2 separate regions of the Mus musculus genome follow, and region 1 is linked to region 2. Evidence: chromatin contacts called from ENCODE Hi-C data. All regions are on one chromosome and are shown on one strand. The core of a region is the stretch at or near the end of the contact, and the rest is flanking DNA. Distances in the headings are between cores, read along the strand shown.

The links. Hi-C counts contacts between places; a loop is a spot of excess contacts on that map.
Region 1: a map of T-helper 1 cell shows a loop between it and region 2 (51-fold over the local background). The contact joins the enhancer-like site here to the promoter of Dydc2 in region 2. A Hi-C loop is called at or near these places in 4 of 37 maps with a recorded cell type or tissue (T-helper 1 cell, T-helper 17 cell and regulatory T cell).

Annotation. Positions count from the first base shown.
Region 1 is chr14:79,313,177-79,315,876 of GRCm38, forward strand. No RefSeq gene overlaps it. Among named protein-coding and RNA genes, the nearest start is that of Rgcc, 13 kb to the left of the region's middle. Within about 2 kb of position 1,262, at least 1 of the 3 ENCODE cell types and tissues checked has a DNase peak (open chromatin) inside an H3K27ac peak, as active enhancers do.
Region 2 is chr14:41,067,929-41,070,628 of GRCm38, forward strand. Dydc2 (DPY30 domain containing 2) reads right to left here and starts at 1,280. Exons shown (of 4, transcript NM_027717.2): 1 at 1,076-1,280.

The DNA.
Region 1 (2,700 bases), core at 12-2,511, about 38 Mb after region 2:
AGGCCAGTGTGATCTACAAAGCAAGCTTTCAGGTCAGGCAGGGACACACAGAGAAACAGCTGCCTTGGAAAACTAAACAACAACAACAATGACAGACAGACAAATAGACAGACAGGATCTCCATTTCTAATGAATCCCCAGTGGGCACAATTTATAAACTATAGATAGAAACTGTAAGTCAACTGGATAAATCTTATCAGGGGACTTATCCTAATACTCAGAAGACAAGAAAATATAGAGTACACAGAAAGGCAATTGCGAAACACCATTATAGCTATTAATATATCAGGATGCTTAGGTCTCTTCTGATGAGTTGGCTTAGAAAGCATAGTTCACTTACAATCCATATAATCGATAAGTGAACATGCATGGAAAACCACAAGTTAGTGCAACCACTCCAAAAATGCAGGAACTGTCCCCAGAGCAGATAAGACTAAAGAGCACCAGCTGTGAGTGAATAACAGCAGAGAGGGGGCCAGAAGTCAGTCAACACCAGCAGTGCACTATCACCAACCCAAATGCACTGCTCCAAAACCACAAAATAGGCAAAGGGCCTGAGGGGAGGAGAGCTGCATTCTCTTTTTCCTAAGGCCCAAAATGCAGAAACTAAAACTAAAAAGTTAAACGATTCACCGTAATAAATATTCATGGGGCAGTATGGCTTCATTTAAAAAGCAAACCAAAAAAAAAAAAAAAAAAAAAAAAAAAAAGAGGCTGGAGACGTAGCTCAACAGCAGAGAGCTTGTGTTAGGTGGTCCAAGCACCATAAAAGAAAAAGCAAATGAGCCGGATTAACATGCAAGTGTGGGGCCATGAGTTTGGCACCGCTCACCAGATGAAGCCTAACCGGATACCCTGTTTCTGAGCAAGCTAGAATCCATGAGAAAGTGGACCTGAGAACTCCTGTGGATAAAAGAGAGTGGGACTTGAGTCTCTTAGGCGTCCAGCTGTGGCCCAGTGGTTCTTTCTCCCCAACTAAAGACCCAGTGTGAGCTGAGCTCTCAAACCTGGAACCAGTCTGCAACAGAGATCCCGAAACCGCAGAAGGTCCGACCTGAAAACCATTTTTCACTTTTAGAATCTGTAAGGTCACTGCAGCTGTAGAGAGAAGGAGGCAGAAACAGTCAAGACAAAGGCTGCTACTTCCCCACACTTCGTCTGCTAGCAAGGGACCGAATAAGAACAAGATCCCAGCGTAGGACCTAGCAAGGCCTGGCCAGCTGAGAATGGTTTGATCTATAAGATTTCTCAGACTGGGAACCAGCCCAAAGTCTATGAGCAGGAACAGAGAAGCGAATTTTAACAAGAGAGAGGCGGAATTACTGAGACATGCCACACTCAGATGAATCTCAAAACAGTATAGGAAGGGAGCTGGGCGTAAAAGCACGGACAAGCGGCTTTTTAAGTCCCTTGCCTTTTGCTTGTCTATTGAACTTGTTAGTGTCTTAATCAAGTGATTGGAAAATGTTGTTAAGAATTTCTTACTTAAGATTGATAAAGATTTCGTTTGTTCTGTTGTTTGTTTTTTCAGACAGAGTCTTACAGTAGAGCTCTGGCTCAGCTAGAACTCACTCTAGAGACCATGGCTGGCCTCAAACACCCAGAGAGATCCATGTGCGTCTGCTTTCAGAGTGCTGTGACTAAAGGTGTGTGTGCCACCACACCCATCTCTGGTAGATAAGGATCTTAATCTGTCAAAAGTTCAAAAATTGGAGCCAGCAAGATGGCTCAGTGGGTAAGGGCCCTTTCTGTCAAAGCTGACAGCCTGAGTTTGATCCCCAGAACTCACGTACCAATGCCAAAAGTTACCTCTTCTACGTGTATACCATAGTACATACATAGGCAAGCACACATGCAAGCATGCACGTATACACACACGTGGGAATGTGCACACACATGGGAATGTGCATGCATGCACACATGCAAATAAATAAATGTAAAAATATTTTAACAATGTTCAAAAATTTACATTTATTAGTTATGAAAGTCATATATAAATAACTATGTTAGGAAATATCATTTGTATGCAATTCTGGGAACCAACCAAGGGTTTCATGTGTGCTAAGTAAATGCTCTGCCCATGAGTTACATCCCAGCCCAGTGGTTTTTAAACGTTAATGGTTAAGGGACTGCTAACTGCTCAAAATATTTATAAGAAGAAAATAGTGTTTTACTAATCAAGTCAGAATAGAGGGGATGACTCTTCTTTGCACAAAAGCTTGTTATAGGTTCACTGTTCGTCAACAGGAGTTGAACAAGCCCCTCCGGTCCTCCCACATGAGGGCACATAAACAGAGCACAATCTGATGGCACAGGCCACCTTGGGTCCTGTCATTTACAGTGAATTATATTCAATGTGTGCGACTTTAGAGATGGCCCACAACATTGCTCTGTGTGTGTGTATGTGTGTATGTGTATATGTGTGTTTGTGTGTGTGTATGTGTGTATATGTGTGTGTTTGTGTGTGTATGTATGTGTATGTGTGTGTATGTGTGTTTGTGTGTGTATGTATGTGTATTTGTGTGTGTATGTATATGTATGTATGTATGTATGTATGTGTGTTTTGTGTATGTGTGTGTGTGTGTGTGTGTGTGTGTGTGTGTGTGTGGTATTGTTATTGTTGCTGCTGTTTGAGACATTGAGAAGGCAGGCACCCACAGTACACCACACTTGGCTGGTCTGTGCCCACCCTGTCTGGAT
Region 2 (2,700 bases), core at 30-2,529:
GGCCTGCTTCTCCAAATGCTTTGAATTCCAAAGATTTCTGAAGCACATGAGCAAGTCATCAATGCAATCAGCCTGACTTCTTGGTGCCAATTTTCTGTATTAGTAAACTTTGTTGCTATTACAGAATGGCTAAGATAATCAGCTAAAGAGGCAAGGTTTACTTTCGCCCAAGGCTTGATACGTTTTGGGTCATATCACTTGGCTTCACTGATTTTGGGCCTGTGGAAAGCAGAGAAAACCTCAGGGTATGGAGCAACATATGAGAAGAAAGCTGCCGGTCGGAGTCCTGCAGTTCCCTTTCAGGACATGCCCTCCTGATGCACCTTTCTCCCGTAGACCCTATCCATTTTAAGTATTCCATCGGCCTCCAGCAATACTACATGCACAAACTGACGGCATGACTGTTCCATGGGATGGTTAAGGGAAAGCTCTTATTGTAGATATGAGAGAGAGAGAACAGCCAGAGACATCTAGAAATGTCAGGAGCAGGGCGGGAGTGGGGGTGGGGGTGGGGGTGGGGGACATCGAAAGATGACTGAACATGGCCAGTGGATTGGACCTGGCAAGGAGAGAAGCAGGAGCAGGGCATGGAACGGGAGGACACAGTGAGGTAGGGAAAGTATATAAAAATTAGCAGGGTTATAAGGAGAAGGTTAACTGGGGGGGGGGGGGGGGGGAAGCCAATGATGGAAGGAAGTTTAGGGTAGGAGAGAAGGTAAGAAGACCTTGGATGCTACCATGAACTTTGAAACAGGTACTTGTGATACTGAGGGAGCCTGGAGGCCAGCATGCACTTTGGTTTGCTAATAGGCACCACATCCTGCCAGTGATAGGGAAAAATAATTCTTTTACTAGAGAGGAATTGGCTTTGGCTTCACAAGTTCCTGAGGCATGCTGTCTTTTACCAACTACCAGAAATCCTCCTACAGTTCAAGTTGAGTCCATTTCTGGATACTTGGATTTCCTTTTGGAGTTTGAGGAACTGAAATTTCATTTGGAGTTAACACTACAGGCTGGCAAGCAAGATTTTAGCACATGGTTTTGGGGGTCATTTAAGATCCAAATCATAACATACCTTTCTTAGAAGAACCAGCCAAATTATACTTGCCAATAGCTGTTACAGTCAAGCAGGCATCTTTCCTATGCCTTTTCAGCTGGAATACGTCAGACCATGAGTCCCAGTGGTCATCAGTCTTGAGAGGACTTGGCACATTATCAGTCAAGGGTGGTGAAGGATTTTAACCAACTCACACATATTTACCCTTAAGTACAGAGAAAATAAGGTCCTGGAGAGAAACTCTGGGTATACAGCAAGCTGTGTTATTGTGAGGTTGGAAGCTAGTCTATGACATAGACAACAGAGGCTCATTTACTTTACAGGGAGAGAGAAGGAAGAAAAGGATGGGCCTGTCAACCTCTGCTGACACACTATCCCACAGCATCACTTCAGGTGGAACTGATGATCCTAGATTTCCTAATAGGTGTCAAGAGTGGCAGATAATGCACTCCCAGACAGAATGCCACACTAAAAGCTGCAGTGAACCAGAGCAGAGCCACAGCAGCATAGACACCTGCAACTGACAGACCATGTCTGCTGTTGCCACTTACAGAGCTGTGTGATCTTCAGCAAGTTGCTTGGTGTCTCAGAGTCTGGGTGCCCTTTGGAAAACAGAAGTAAAATACATCCCTCATAATACTGAAAGAACAGATTGAGCTATTAATCACATGAAAGGCACTGAGCCTGGCATACAGTAAGAATTTAAGAAGCATGAGCTATTATGGAACAAGATTTTGTCAACGTATGTTCCTAGAACCCAGCCTCCATATTTCCAGTTTTTCAACTTAAGAATGAATAACTAGACATTAGTACAAAAATATAAATATATTCTACCCCTCACCAATATCAGAGTCTAGAAATCCAAACATTCTGGATGCAGTGAGTGCTATGAGCACACTTTGTTTGTTTATTTTAATAAGGCAGTCTCACTATGCATAGGCTAGCCTGCAACTGCCTAGGTATCCCAGTATGGTTGTACTTGTGTTTCTTCCTTGTTTATCCCTTCCCTGTAATAGATAAGAGATGTACTCTACCATCCCCAGCTTCAAAGGGGGATTAAATATTGTTCATAACTTAAGGGATCATAGATCTTGTAAAAAGAAATTAAAGTTTGGTTCCAGGATTGGGGCAAAGAAATAAAACCAGTCAGAGACAATTTATTATGCCAGAAAGGAAGACGACTCTAACAATATATGTAGGCACAGGAGCCATCTTGAAGGCTTGTTCCAGTATTAACATTTTTCCTTCCAAAGGTGCTCATAGTCTCAAACCTGGAACCTGTGAATGTTATTTTATATGCTAAAAGGAGCTTTACAATTGTGATTAAGGATCTTGAAATAGGGAGTGTATTATACAAGCAGGACATCTTAGTTACTTTTCTATTGATGTGAAGAGATACCGTGATCAAGACAGTTTATAAAAGAACACATTTAATTTGAAGCTTTGCAGTTTTAGAGGGTGAGTCACAACCATCATGGGAATAGGAACATGGCAGCAGGTAGGCAGGCACGGTCCTGGAGCAGTTCTTAAGAGCTTACATCTTATCTGCAAGTTGGAGGCACTGTCAGACAGACTAGGCCTGCTGTGGGCTTTTGATACCCCAAAGCCTACCCCCAGTGACACACCTCCTCCAACAAGGCATC